Regions from separate parts of the Homo sapiens genome. Here region 1 is linked to region 2. A link is a loop called in an ENCODE intact Hi-C map of the cell type or tissue named here. Cell type or tissue: PC-9. All regions are shown on one strand. Links, peaks and the distances in the headings refer to the core of each region. The heading gives the core; the rest is flanking DNA. Region 1 overlaps LOC124909439. Region 2 has its middle 21 kb from the start of LINC01391.

Region 1 (7,753 bases), core at 1,020-6,019, 410 kb after region 2:
AGCTGGCCAGACTGGCAGCCTGGAATGGTGATAGCAGTGGAAACAGGTGCAAGGAGGCCACAGTGAGGGAGAGGCTTTCCCTCCCAGGGAACATGGGTGCCTGCCAGCAGGCCGCCTGGCATGATGGGGGCGGGTGAGCAGCTGGCATGGTAGGTAGCCGGTGCACTTGGGGCCACTGTGTGCATGGCCATATTAGGTGCTTTACCAGCAACATCTCATTTTCCTCTCAAGTAACCCTTTTGAGACAGGGCCAACATCATTCCATTGCACAGAGGAGGCCTCAGCTCAGGGATGAGAAGCAGAGCACCCAGTCTGCCATGGAAGCTGGGGACCTTGGGAAGACTGTTAAATGGGCCCCTGGGCCTCCCACTGCACCACACTGTCCCTTGACAGCCACAGTCACAAGTCTAAGCCACATTGACAACAGTGGAGGGGGCTGCTCTGGACTGAATTGTGTCCCCCCGAAACTTGTATGTTGAAGCCCTAACACCCAATGTGGCTGTATCTGGAGATAGAGTCTTTAAGAGGTAATTAAGGTTAAGTGAGGTCATAAGGGAGGGCTGTAATCTTGTAGGATTTTGGCCTTGTACGAAGAGGAACAGAGGGAGATCTCTGTCCCCTCCATGGGCACACATGGAGGAAAGGCCATATGAGGACATAGAGAGAAGGCAGTCTCTACAGGGAGGAAGAGGGCCCGCGCCGGAACCTGACCAACCATGCTGGCACCCTGATCTCAGACTTCCGAGCCTGTGGAACTAGAAGAAAATTAATTACTTTTGTTTAAGCCACCCAGTCTATGGTATTTTGTTAGGGCAGCCTGAGCTGACTAAGACCAGAGAGGAGGCAGAGAGGTCCCCTTCAACCAGTGGACTCCTTGTAGAGTCTCATGAAGGAGTAGGGTTGCCAGATAAAATACAGGATGCCCAGTTCAATTTGAATTTCAGATAAATATTAAATAATATTTTTAATATAAATATGTTCCAAATATTGCATGGGATATACTGGTACTAAATGATTATTTGTTGATTATATGAAGTTCAAATATATCTGGGTGTCCTGTATTTTTATTTGGTAAATCTAGCAACCCGAAGGAGCAGGCCTGTGCTCCTGTGCTTTATCCCTATTTGATTAAGCTGAGCAGCTCCCCCAAGGGTTCTGAGCTGGTGTAGGGCCTGGCTGGCAGTGGGACACAGGCACCCTGGTTCCAAGCCCTGGCCCTTTCCACACAGCTGCCACCTCTGAGAGCTAATTGCTGAACAAAGTTGCAACCTAACATCTGGGGCATGTGTCAAGCCACAACAGAGCCTGTCTTCCCTTTCATCAGGCAGGGCCGGGGGAGCTGCTGGAGCCATCAGAGGGAGGGAAAGCCCTCAACTCAAAGGCCACCTCACCAAGAATTCCAGCTCCCGCCCTCTAGATTCGCTTTTGGCTTTGTTTCTCAGACTCACTTGGCTTTGGGGACTGAGGTTGTACTTGTATGTAGTAAGAATATACTGTTTATTTTTTCCACTGGGGGGAAAATACCACCTCCATTAAACTGTGCATTACGCTTTTCTAAATCTTTTACATCTATCCATTAATTCTCATGGCAACCCTGTGAAATGCCTGTGTGTACTGTTATCCCCATATTGCAGACAGAAAAACTGAAGCACAAAGCACTCCTGACACAGATGGGAGTTGGCTTCTCAGCCTCTTTTCTGGCTCAAGGGTCTTGCCAGGCTACCACGGGGAGGGGAAAAAAATCACATAACATGAAATTGCTCTCAGATCTCAGAACATACATCTTGCCAAGCCGGAATCCAAAAAAACCGAGCCTCCCATTGCCCCAGATTCTGCCTTCTTCCCCTGCCTTTTCCCTGTAGGAAGAAGGATCGTAATGCACGGAAATAAACTTTCCTCCAGAGAGGCAGTCCCCATGAGTATCTTTAGGCCAACTCAACTTCTCCAATTCTTGCCCTTCTACTCCTTCTGTAGGCTTTCTGTTGCTGGGGTTCAGAGTTGATGTTCAAGGGATGTTTCACCCAAAGTTATCAAAAATGATGGGCACTGTGAACATTGGCATTTGGGAAAGATTCTCAGCCACAGGCAGAGAATGGAAAGCAATTTCAGGTGCCTCCTTTACTTCCCAACAGAAGAGCCCACTGGCCAAGACGTCTGGCCCACAACTAAGGCCTCCTGGCCAACAGTTCCAAGGATTGGTGATGAGGTTGCTGTGGAGGGAAAGCCAACCCTGCCACTCTGTGTAGGAGGAGGCCAGGCTGGCTGCAGCATATCTTCCTTCTTGTGTGTGTCTGGCATGTGAGCACAGCACATGGTCCTGTGGTTTTGCGTGGCTTTCCCTGTCCACCACGCATTTCATTTCGTGTGTGTGTGTGTGTGTGTGTGTGCTGGGAGTGGGAGGCCGCTGTGGTTCCATAACCCAGCTTCTCTCTGAGACAGCTCAGACAGGCCTGGGGCTGGGCTTCCTGCCTCGTGGGGAGGTGGGAGGCGAAGCCTGGAGACACTCTTCCTGTGTCAGGGCAGGTGAAGCATGTGTGTGAACAGCACTGAATCAGCTGTCAAGGCAGTCTACTGCGGCCAGCTGGGCCTGTCCTCCAGAGACAGAAAGAACCAGCGGACCTCGACCCTCAAGCCCATTTCAACCATCAGGAGAACTTGGAGGAGGAGCAGTGTTTTGAATCAAGTGTTTCACAATTAAGAGCAGGGTGAAGTGCACAGTGATTACAAGAGCTTCCCGGCTGTGCCCCTCTCCCATTCCCACCGCTGCTGGAGGGACCTGTCCAGGGGCTGCCCCTTCTTAGATGGAGATTGAGAATCCATAAATATTCCCTGATGGCTGCAGAACTGGGTTCAGATTCAGTGTCCAGGCACTGAAGGCCCCCTCAGTCTGGCCCTGTCTTCACCTTCTGGCCACATGGGCCAGATCCCACTCGCTGACACTTCCCAATCACTATGCTTGTGTGAGTCCCACTCGCTCTCACACCCTTAACCCTGACTACCTGGCTCAAGGCCCATGTCTCCCTCCCACCCTGCTGTCATCTTCCTGGCACTTTCTGCCCACACCAGCCACTTTGTACATGTCCCAAGGCTGTCCAAAGGTGTTATCTTTTTGTGATAACCACATCTCACAGGTGGCTAGAGATTTCCAACAGACAAAGCACATCCACAAGACACATCATTTATTTCTCACTGCAACCCTACAAAGTAGGGATTACTGTCCCCACTCTGCAGATGAGCCTCAGAGGAGTTACCGCAGTGACTCTGACTTTAAATTACTGGTTTGTGGAGGCTGAGCTTGCGTTACAGATTTGATGGGCTCCTGACGCAGGCTCTCTCCTCTACCACACCCTGAAATTCATGGCAAAGGCCTGTGGGCACAGGTGGGGTTACCAAGTGCCAGACTAGATGGGAGGGAAATGTGGCCCCCACCTCATGGAAAAGTAAGTCTCCCCAAAGAAATGGTTGTGGAGATTTATCACTAAATTTACAGCATTAGAAAGAGGGGTTTGCATGCCCAGATGTAGCCTTGGGTATTTAGGAACTAGACAGGGTCTTGCAGCAAAGTCACCCTCTCTCCTAGAACGGGTGCTGTTGGCTCCCACAGCCCCCTCTGTCCTGAGAGACCCTATGCCTCTGTGGCAGGAAGGAGAGAGGGTGGAGGGTCTGTCTGCAGTGCCAGTGGAGAAGGTAGCATGAGGCTGCATGAAAAGGAGAATGCATTCTGTCTCTGTGTGAGTCCAAGAGATGCGGAACACGGAGCCGGGCTGCCCCAGCTCCACTGAGGGCGTGGCCCGGAAGGGCAGCCTAAGGTTTAATCGCCAGAGAGGACGCCTTGCTCCAGCGTTTGGCTCCCCACGGCGGTCCCACAGCGCCACCTAGCGGCCCCCCCGCCAGGAGAACACGCGTCCCTCACTACGCGGAGGAGGGCGCTGTCCAGGAATCTGGAGCACCTCTGAACTTGCTAGGTGCTTGCATGCCGCCTCCAGTGCCTGCCGCTTGGCCCACACATGCCTTGTCCACGCTGTCCCTGCTCCTTACCTGCACCCAAGATGACCATCCCCGCCCTTCCTCTCTCAAGTGATTTTGGGGAACAAATGAAAAGGCCGTAATGTAAAATGGTAAAGCGCTCTGCAAAGGTAGTACTGGGTACCACTCACTGAGAATCTTCTCTGCACCCCACGCTGCTAGACATGTCATGAGGATTATCACTAAGCCCCGTGGCAACACTGAAAGGTGGGGATTATCAAGCCCATTTTACAAAAGAGAAATTGAATTTCAGAGAAGTGGAGTAACACATACAAATTCACCCTACTAGTACAAGACAGAGCCGGGATTCACATTAATTTCAAAGCCTGTGGGTCTCTGGCTCCCCTGGGAAGAACCATTGCTATTATCATCACTGTATTCTTAGAGCTGCTGCTGCTGCTGCTGCAGTGGAAGAACACAGCCCCTTCCAACACACAGATATGGGTTCAAGCCACTTGCCACTCAGCAGCTGTTAGGGCTTGGACAGGCCACATACCACCCCACAGCCTCACCTCACACCTCCTTCCCAGAAGTGTCCTGCCCTCTTGCCACACCTCAATTATGTCTTCCTCTAGGGAGGTCTCCCCCACTGAGCACCCAGCTCTCAGGGTGAGGGGGCTTGTTGTCCCCAGATCTGCAGCCCTGCTAGGAGCCCCAAACTATCTGATGCCAGGCTCTCATGCTGTCCCCATCATTACCCACTCCTGTGTCAATATCACCTCCCCTCAGCTGGGCTGGGGCCTCCTCACAGTACACAGGCCCAACATGCGGCAGCACTCTACAGGAACTCTGCAGGGCGGTCTAGAAACATGCCCACACGCTCTTTCACACTTGTCCCTTCAAAAAGTGGAGTCTAATTCATCTCTCCTTGAATACTGGCCAGCTTTAGCAACTAGCTTCTACTGAATAAAGTGAGATGGGAGTGATGCTGTGTGATTTCCAAGACGAGGTTAGAACAGGTGATATGGCTTTGGACTGGCTCTCTATCTCCTGAGATGCCGACTTTTGGAATCCAGCCACCAGGATATGAAGAAGTGCAGGCCACACAGAGAAGCCACGTGTAGGTATTCTGCCTGACAGCCCCCACTGAGATCTCAGCTGACAGCCAACATCAACTGGCACACATGTGACAAATAAGCCTTTGGATGATCACAGGCACAGCCTTTGAGCTACTCCAGCTGGTACAAGAGAGGGCAGAGATGAGCTGTCCCCACCAAGCCCTACCCAAATTTCAGATTCACGAGCAAAATAAATGCTGCCAAGTTTTGGAGAGTTGGTTACAGTGCAGTGGACAACCAGAACATTCTGCTAACTTGCACAATTGTGAGCAGCCACTAAGTACTGAGCACACACAAGGATGAACTGTGGGCTCTGTCCGCCCCCCAGATCATCATCGTTGCTGTTCTCCAGTCCTTAGAAGGGCTGGTTCTTCTCATCTTTGCCTGGAGGCCTGGGCCCTGCTCTGCTAATTCTACTCATCATTATTTATTTATTCATTTATTCGATGGGGTATTTTTTTTTTTTTGAGACGGAGTCTTGCTGTGTCACCCAGGCTGGAGTGCAGTGGCACGATCTTGGCTCACTGCAACCTCCGCCTCCCAGGTTCAAGTGATCCTCCTGCTTCAGCCTCCCGAGTAGGTGGGATTACAGGTGCGTGCCACCATGCCCGGCTAATTTTTGTATTTTTAGTAGAAATGGGGTTTCACCATGTTGGCCAGGCTGGTCTCACGCTCCTGACCTCAGGTGATCTGTCTGCCTTGGCCTCCCAAAGTGCTGGACTGACAGGCATGAGCCACCGCACCTGACCCATTTATTCAATGGCTATTTCTTGAGCTTCTACTATGTGTCAAACACACTGATGTCTACTGAAGATATAGTGCTAAAGGCTCTGCCCTTATGGAGCCTTTAGCCAGGAAGGTAAAATAGATAATAACCAAGTAAACTAACAATTATTTAATTAAACTCTTCATAAGCACTATCAATGCAGGGCTAGGATACTATGACAGCATGTAACAGGGGAACCTGCTTAGTCTTGCTGCTCACGTCTCTGCAGCCCGCCTCATCCTTTAGCTCACTCCAACCACTCATTAGGAAATCCTCTGCCATGGAGACCCTCCATCCTAGACATTCAGTGGCAGTTCCAATTTCCTGGAATGTCATGCTTTTTATAATTGCTTCATGATTTGTATTAGTTTGTGAGTCCTCATCAACTATAGTTTTTAAACCAGAAGAAAAATATCCTTTGAAAATTCTAGGTCTAGAAAATGCATGGCCTGCAATCTTAAATTACTCCTTAATGGTATCATTGAGGTGTTTTTGTCCCGCCAACTTCATTGAGGAGGACTTCCACTTCCAACCAAGATAGAGGAACAGGGACCAGACTTACCTGAAATAAGGAAACGAAACAGGCAAAATATATAAAACTTGTTTTTAAGATACTGGACAGTGGCTTGAAATGAAGGTCAGTGATTCCTGAAAGAGAGGATACAAACAAGAGGATCCCTACTATTTTCACAACTTACTGCCTTGAGGGACTTTCCAGGCGATGGCACAGAGAGGGGAATCCAGGCAGAGCCTAGAAAACTCCCTGCATTCAGGAGATAACACTGAGTGCTCAGGGAGACCAAGGTGGCTAGGGTTTGCTAATCAGAGTACCAAAGAGACAGAGCGCTACACAGACAGGGAACTCAGGATCTGCAAAGGGTCCTCATCAATTACTCAGCAGAGTACTGATCAGAGCATGTGTATGAAGAAACTGCCTGAAAGCTGTGGGTCAGGGAAGGCATCCAGGAGGATTAGGAACAGTGGACAGAACACACACATAGAGTGCTGAAAATAGTGCCTGGTTCCACCAACAAGAATGGAACAACTCCTAAATTATGGGGCATTGGGTAGAATCTTTGTAAAGTCTTGCCTTAGTAATGGGAAATAAATAGCCCTAGATGGAGCTATTTATTTAAATGGCTCAACAAATTGTGAAGGAATATCCAAAAAGAGCAAATGTTTCCAATTTGCTAACTACACTCTGGACAAGAATATCTATAAGAATACCAAAAAATGCAGCACCCAAAAAAGTAAAATTCATAATGTGTGACATCCAAACAAAGATTAACAGGCATATAAAGGCAGAAAAAACATAATGCCTCATGAGAACTAGTTAATGTAAACTAACCCAGAACTGACACACACATAGAATTAGCAGAGAAGGACATGAAAAGTGATTATAACTGTATTCCATCTCTTTTGAAAGTTAAGCATAAACGTAGAACTTACAAAAAAGGCCTAAATCAGGGGTTGCAATCCTAGTCTCTGATAAAACAGACTTTAAACCAACAAAGATCAAAAGAGACAAAGAAGGCCATTACATAATGGTAAAGGGATCAATTCAACAAGAAGAGCTAACTATCCTAAATATATATGCACCCAATACAGGAGCACCTAGATTCATAAAGCAAGTCCTGAGTGACCTACAAAGAGACTTAGACTCCCACACAATAATATTGGGAGACTTTAACACCCCACTGTCAACATTAGACAGATCAACGAGACAGAAAGTTAACAAGGATACCCAGGAATTGAACTCAGCTCTGCACCAAGTGGACCTAATAGACATCTACAGAACTCTCCACCCGAAATCAACAGAATATACATTTTTTTCAGCACCACACCTATTCCAAAATTGACCACATAGTTGGAAGTAAAGCTCTCCTCAGCAAATGTAAAAGAT
Region 2 (7,753 bases), core at 1,662-6,661:
TTTTGGAGTTCATGAGCCCATGGAGTATTGGGCAAACCACACAGACTTGTCAATTGTTGATTTGGCACATCAGGACATTATTAGCAAAGCCAAATTCTATTATCAATTCAGAAAAGAAGGGATATTTTAATACCAAGAGCTTCTAAATGTAAGCTTCTCTCATTTCACCAAGGACTGGTAGAATAGGTAAGGATCTGCTGGTAGACCTGGCTGGTTCCCTTCACAGTTGGGTTGCTGCCTCGAGTACTCAAGGCCTCGACAACAAAGGGAGGGATATTCATTGTGGTTGTGAGTCTCTCAAAATACAGGCTTCACAGTGTCAAACCCAGTGTTTCACCTGCCCAGCCTGTTGCTGGTCGCCATCTCTGGGCTCTGGCACCTTTGGGACAAGTTTCTGTCGTTGCACTTCCCACGTTGTTTCATGGGCTTTACTGCCCCCCTCAGTGGCTTGCTGGCTAAAGACAGGAACCACATTAGATCTGACTGCTGGCTGCCCAACACTCAGCAAGTGCTCACCAAATGCCTGTTGCCCACATGAATTAAACTCAGTTTCACTCTTTTGTATCTCCAAATAATGAAAGAAATACTCACTGTACACTGCTTGAAAAATGAGAGGGGAAATGGCCAATTTCATGCTGAGAAAGGAAATATATTTGCTAGTTTTTCCCACAGGCTATTTTATAGCTACTTGATTTCATTTAGGTTGTGGTTATTTTCTGCTGGGCAATCTTTACTCCAAAGAGATGAGGGACCCATGCTTTGCATTGTCCCACCTTCTATAACCATGGTTCTCAGCCTTGCTGCACATTAGAAGCACCTGGGAGAGCTTAAAATACTGATGCTCAGGGGCCCACCTCTGACCAGCTCAATCAGACTCTCTGGGGGTAGGGTCTGAACATTGGTTTTTGTTTGTTGGTTTGCTTCATCTCTGAGAAAAACTCAGTGATGAGTTTTTCTCAGTGATTGTAATGTGCGTCAGTGGCTGAGAACCTGTGGCCTAGACACACTTTTTGGGCTCTTGCAACCGAGTGAGAGCCAGTGGTGAGATGGGGGAAGTCATGGACAAGGAAGGAGGGGAGACTGGAATTCCAGATATAGTCCGCAACTTCCCGTGGACTTGGACTTAAGCCCTTGGTTTTATCTTCTGTAAGATGGGGATAATGACGGCTGTCTCAAAATGCTGTTGAGATGATCTGAATGCCTGGCACAGAGGAATGCTTGTGATGGTTTCATGTGTCAATTAGGATAAGCTATGGTATCCAGATTTTTGGTCAAACAAGTAGCCTAAATGTTACTGTGAAGGTTTTTTTTTTTTTTTTTTTTTTTTTTTTTGGAGATGGAGTTTTGCTCTTGTTGCCCAGGCTGGAGTGCAATGGCGCGATCTCAGCTCACTGCAACCTCCGCCTCCCAGGTTCAAGTGATTCTCCTGCCTCAGGCTCCCCAGTAGCTGGGATTACAGGCTCCCGCCACCATGCCCTGTTAATTTTCTTTTTTTTTTTTTTTGAGACGGAGTCTCGCTCAGGCTGGAGTGCAGTGGCACGATCTAGGCTCACTACAACCTCCGCCTCCCGGGTTTTCTTACGCCATTCTCCTGCCTCAGCCTCCCGAGTAGCTGGGACTATAGGCGCTCGCCACCACGCCTGGCTAATTTTTTGTATTTTCAGTAGAGGCGGGGTTTCACTGTGTTAGCCAGGATGGTCTCGATCTCCTGACCTTGTGATCCGCCCGCCTGCGCCTCCCAAAGTGCCGGGATTACAGGCATGAGCCACCGCGCCCGACCTTAATTTTTGTATTTTTAGTGGAGACGGGGTTTTGTCATGTTGGCCAGGCTGGTCTTGAACTCCTGACCTCAGGTGATCCACCCGCCTCAGCCTCCCAAAGTGCTGGGATTACAGGCGTGAGCTACTGTACCTGGCTGGTATTTTTTTAAAGCTATGATTAACACTTAAATCAGTAGATTTTATTTTTTATTTTAATTTTTTAATTTTATTTTTTATTTTTATTTTTCGGGACAGAATCTCACTCTGTTGCCCAGGCTGGAGTGCAGTGGAGCAATCTCGGCTCACCCACCAGCTTCCGGGTTCAAGCAATTCTCCTGCCTCACCCTCCCGAGTAGCTGGGATCACAGGCACGCACCACCACACCCAGCTAATTTTTTTTTTTTTTTTTTTTTTTTTTGTATTTTCAGGAGAGATGGAGTTTCGCCATGTTGCCCAGGCTGGTCTTGAAATCCTGACCTCAATTGATGCCCCTCCTCAGCTTCCCAAAGTGCTGGGATTACAGGGGTGAGCCACTGTGCCTGGCCTTAAATCAGTAGACTTTGAGTAAAGCAGATTACCCTCCTTAATAGAAAAGACTGATGTCCCTGAAGAGGTAGGAGTTTTGCTTCCAGACTGCCTTTGGACTCAGGATTGCAGTGTGGGCCCTTGCCGGAGTTTCCTGTTTGTTCGCATGCCTTATAGGTTTTGGATTTTGGCCATCTTGTCGGAAGGAAAAAAATAAGATTTTGGATTTACCAGTCCCTGCAATCGCAGGAGTTAATTCCTTAAAATAAGCCCTTCTCCAACTCCTATTGTTTCTGTTTCTTTGGAGAATGCTGATGAATACAATGCTCAATAAATGATTGCTACTGTTGTTACCATCTAACTCAGTAGTGGCTAGGGCTGGTTTGGGGCAATAAGTAAGACTGAAGCTTTATGGGTCAGGGCAATAGGCATTATCCCAAGGAAATGACAGTGATGAGCTCTCACTATTGAATTCCAGAGTGTGAAGTCCAGATGTGAAGATAAACGCAGGGTGCAGAAATCTTTTCCTTTTCCTCATCTGGAATGTGGAGATTTTCATCAGGAGAGAGGGCCTGCAGCACAGGGTACAGAGCTCCAGACTTGTGGTCAGGAGGCCTGGCTTTGGCTCCTGGCTGAGTCACCAGTTCACTATGCCACCTTGGGCAAGGCCCCAGCCTATTTTATTTTATTTTATTTTGTTTTTTGGCTCCCTGAGGGGGTTGAGCTGGATGATGCGTGAAGTGCTTTCCATCTCGCTGGGGTTTGGTTTCTGCTTCTTAAGTGGTTCCAAGTTGGGCCGCTTGTATTTATGCTCAGGAGAGAGGTCACATGGCTGAATTGTGGCTGTCCTATCCAGGGCTTGAGAAAATGCCACAGACCTTACCCCATGTACTCTGAGATAGAGAGTCCAGGACATGGAGAAGCTGGGCTCCTGCATGTCTCTGCTACTGGGATTCCCTTCCCAAGTCCCCTCAGACACACCAGGCCCTTTCCTGACAGCTTGCCCTGGAGAGGGCAGAGACCACATATAGAGCAGTGGTCCCCAACCTTTTTGACACCAGGGACCAGTTTCACGGAAGACAATTTTTCATGGGGGTGGGGGGTGGTTTTGGGATGATTCAAGTGCATTACATTTATTGTGCACTTTATTCCTATTATTATTACATTGCAATATATAATGAAATAATTATACGACTCACCGTGATGTAGAATCAGTGGGAGCCCTGAGGTTGTTTTGCTGTAACTAGACGGTCCCATCTAGTGGTGATGGGATACAGTGACAGATCATCAGGCATTGATTCTCATAAGGAGTGGGCAACTTAGATCCCTCACATGCACAGTTCACAATAGGGTTCGCACTCCTATGAGAATCTAATGCTGCCACTGATCTGACAGGAGGTTGAGCTCAGGTGGTAATTCGGAGCAGCTGTAAATACAGATGAAACTTCACTGGCTAACCTGCCACACTTACCTCCTGCTGTGCGGCCCGGTTCCTAACAGGCCATGGACTCGTACCAGTTGGTGGCCCGGGGATTGGGGACCCCTGATATAGAAAATTTATTATTTACCCCTGATATAGAGAATTTACTATTGCTTTACAAACTCAAGTGTGAAACAAACAGCATTAGTTGTGGTCCCCTTTTTCATTTATTTATTTTTTAGAGACAGGCTCTTGCTCTGTTGCCCAGGCTGGAGTAGGGTGGCACAATCGTAGCTCACTGTAGCCTCGACCTCCTGGGCTCAAGTAATCCTTCTGCCTCAGCCTCCCAAATAGCTGGGACTACAGATGTGTGCCACCAAGCCCAGCTACGTGGCCTTCTTTAAATGATCCAATTTCTGACTCTAAGCCCCCATCCTGCCTATTGTCAGGGGTCTTGGGACGTCAGTCTTCGGATATTATTACCACGTTATTTGCTCCCAGGGCTGCATGTCCTTGGGGCCTGGCGTCTCTTCAATTTCATGCCATGCTGGTGTGCCTGGGTCACAGGTACAGCCTATGATCATCTCCTCTGAGCACCTGCCATCTTCCCAGGGCATCTTCAGGAAAAATTATTGAAACTAGGAACTATTGAGCTTCTCTTGTCTGTGGGTGCTAGGGGCCCCCAGCCCTAACCCAGGCATCAGCAGCTTCAGTTTCCATCTACAGAATGCAAGATCTCAGCTCACTGCAAAACTGCCCTTCCTCTGGGTGCTTCCAGGAGTCCACAGGGGATGTTTCTTGAGTAACAAGCTTTTCTCTCACCTACTTCCACTTTGGACCACACTGCCCCCTTGTGGAGGGTGGTGACTCTGCCATTGCTTTATACGCCTGTGATGGCTGTGAGTTACGTTCTTGCCCAGGGTGCATCTGACAGCCACTCAAAGCTGCAGTCCTCGAGGATCCAGAGGGTCCACACAGTTGTGTGGTCCCTCGCAGCCAGGCTGTCACCCCAGCACTCCTCCCCTGATCTGAGTTGCACCTTGTGACCTGGGCATGGAGGCAGTGCTGCCTGTGGTCCTGGGACTCTTGGGATCCTTCTTGAGGAGGACTCTTCTGCCTCAGCCTGTGGCTTTTTTCTCCGTAACACAGGCCCAGTGTATTAGGAGTCTTCCAATTGCAGATGACGGAAACTCAGCTTAAGTTGTTTACAATTCCAATAAATAAATAAATAAATAAAAAGAAAGAAAGAAAGTGTATTGGTTTGTCACTGAAAACTCATGGCAAGTCTTCAGGTATAACTGGATCCAGGAGCTTGAACAGCGTGGTCAGAGCGCAGTCTTACTCCTGTCTGTTCTGCTTTCCTTTGTGCTGGCTTTACTCCCATGCAGGCTTTCTCCACTTGGGTGCTCTCTAAAGTTTTGGGCTTATTTCTTCCCCACAGCTATCAATCTTAGTGGAAAGAAGCTTCTCTTTGCCTTCAGTCCCTACAAAAGTTCTGCAATTGGGTCTCTTTGGCTCAATTCACTTGCTTGCCATTGAAACAACCCCTGTGAAAGACAGGGTGAAATATACAAATACACTTCCTCTCTGGCTGGGTGCGGTGGCTCACGCCTGTGATCCTAGCACTTTGGGAGGCCGAGGCGGGTGGATCACCTGAGGTCAGGAGTTTGAGACCACTCTAGCCAACATGGTGAAACCCCGTCTGTACTAAAAATACAAAAATTAGCTGGGTGTGGTGGCACACGCCTGTAGTCCCAGCTACTCCAGAGGCTGAGGCAGGAGAATCACTTGAACCCGGGAGGTGTTCAGCAGTAAGGTTTTCTGACAAGTGACCCTGTCCTCTTTCTTGGACCAAGGCTGGCCTGTGACCCCAGGGCCACCATTCCAGGTACTGGGTAGGCCAGCAACCTCTGAGGTGACTTGTCTTGACAGGATGAGTAGCCTCAAGTAGTTTGTCCCTTGGAGATTGGAATTAAGAATTTCCAAGAGAGGTTTTCAATTTGTAGAAGGAGTAGGGGCTGGAGGGTCCTCAGTGGCCATATGTATAACAAATCCAGGAGGGAGTGGTCAATTCAGCAGAGAACAGGGGGACATGCAAAAGAAGCAGGGAGGTCTTGGGAAAGATCATGCAGTCCAGGAGAGAGAGACAGGGCTGCTGAGAGACAGAGAGACCTCTGATCCCATTGGCAGTCCAGTCTCAAGACCATACATTGAGTTCCTTTTTCTTTATCCTGCAAAACTTTGTAGTTTAAAACACAAACACCCAGTTAAATCTAGCTGATTTATTTACAACTATAGACTGACTTAAAGATAAGCAATAGGCTGGGTGCGGCGGCTCACGCCTGTAATCCCAGCACTTTGGGAGGCTGAGGCGGGCAGATCACCTGAGGTCAGGAGTTCGAGACCAGCTGGCCAACATGGTGAAACCCCATCTCTAGTAAAAATACAAAAATTAGCCAGGTATGGTGGTGGGCACCTGTAATCCCAGCTACTCAGGAGGCTGAGGCAGAAGAATCACTTGAACCCAGGACGCAGAGGTTGCAGTGGGCCAAGGTAGCGCTCTTGCACTCCAGCCTGGGTGGCAGAGCGAGACTCCATTGCAAAAATAAATAAATAAATAAAGATGAGTAATAATATTCCAAGTGAGAGAAGGAAATATTCAGACTGCTTAACTTGTAGCTCACATATATTCATTATTTCTGTACCTTTTTTTTTTTTTTAATTTTGACAGGGTCTCTATCTCTCAGGCTGGAGTGCAGTGGTGGTGAGGTCTCAGCTCACTTCAACTTTCGCCTCCCAGGTTCAGGTGATCTTCCCACCTCAGCCTTCCAAATAGTTGGGACCACAGGCATGCACCACCACAGCGGTTAATTTTTTTGTAGAGATGTGGTTTTGCCACGTTGCCCAGGCTGGTCTCTAACTCCTGGACTCAAGTGATCCTCCCACTTTGTCCTCCCAAGGTGATGGGATTACAGGCATGAGCCACTGTGCCCAGCTGGTACTTTTTTTTATTTTAAGATTATAGTATTATCTGTCTCCCTATCAGCCATTTCATCCTCTCTTCCTTGTCAGGGAACTCTGATTTTGTTCAAGGATATAAGTAACTCAAATATTACATAGGGCCATGTGCAGTGGCTCACATCTGTAGTCCTAGCACTTTGGGGGGCCAAGGCAGGAGGATCGCTTGAGCTCAGAAGTTCGAGGCTGCAGCGAGCTATGATTGTGCCACTGCCTTCCAGCCTGGGCAACAGAGTGAGACCCTGTCTCAAAAAAGAAAAAAAATTACATAAGCAGAGTATGCGACAACAACAACAAAATCATAGAGACCTTGGCCTCTACTCTTAGGCAGATCCCAGTTATCTGAGTCAGCCATGGTGGTCTCATTCTTTTGCCAACAGTTGGTTTAGGAACCAGCATGTAACAGACTCAGTCCTGGCCCATGAGATGAATAGGGAACTCTACTGAGGGATTCAGGGAGAGTGGATCAGACTTCTAAGAAAGAGTCTGGAAGAAATGGCTCCTTTTCCCATCAGAATTTTTCTTTCTTTCTTTCTTTCTTTTTTTAAATTTTAAATGTGGGCCAGGTGCAGTGGCTCACACCTGTAATCCCAGCACTTTGGGAGGCTGAAGGCAGGTGGATCACTTGAAGTCAGGAGTTCGAGAGCAGCCCGGACAACATGGTGAAACCCCATTCCTGCTAAATGCACGCGCACACACACACACACACACACACACAAACACACGAAAAATTAGCTGGGCATGGTGGCATATGCCTGTAATCCCAAAATCCCAACTACTTGGGAGGCTGAGACATGAGAACGGCTTGAAATCAGGAGGCAGAGCTTGCAATGAGCCAATATTTGGCCAATGCACTCCAGCCTGGGTCTTACTCTAGGGAGACTCTGTCTCAAAAAAAAAAAAGAAAAATAAATTCTGAATGTGATGTCTGTTACAGTCCACAGAGGTAAAAGATACAAGTAGCAGGGCTTGTGCCCAAGTTTTAGAGTGACTGTACCTATAGCCTACAGCCAGTAATCTCTGTCTTCTT

The links. A loop is a pair of places that touch in the nucleus more often than their neighbours do. Peaks named below come from ENCODE experiments on the same cell type or tissue, not always from the same donor. Only the 100,000 strongest peaks of a DNase experiment are listed, where the experiment ranks them.
Region 1: a loop joins it to region 2, with 9 times the contacts of the local background. A loop is called at or near these places in 80 of 110 quality-filtered maps.

The regions. Positions count from the first base shown.
Region 1 is chr3:139,325,641-139,333,393 of GRCh38, forward strand. The region is part of intron 1 of LOC124909439; the gene reads right to left. Among named protein-coding and RNA genes, the nearest start is that of MRPS22, 15 kb to the right of the region's middle. In PC-9, for the core only: CTCF peaks have their summits at 3,893 (motif pointing left) and 4,096; a DNase peak (open chromatin) is centred at 3,871; H3K27me3 peaks cover 287 bases.
Region 2 is chr3:138,919,072-138,926,824 of GRCh38, forward strand. No RefSeq gene overlaps it. Among named protein-coding and RNA genes, the nearest start is that of LINC01391, 21 kb to the right of the region's middle. RefSeq lists an enhancer at 4,434-4,483. In PC-9, for the core only: CTCF peaks have their summits at 3,468 and 4,561 (motif pointing left); DNase peaks (open chromatin) are centred at 2,910 and 4,550; H3K4me3 peaks cover 423 bases; H3K27ac peaks cover 1,420 bases.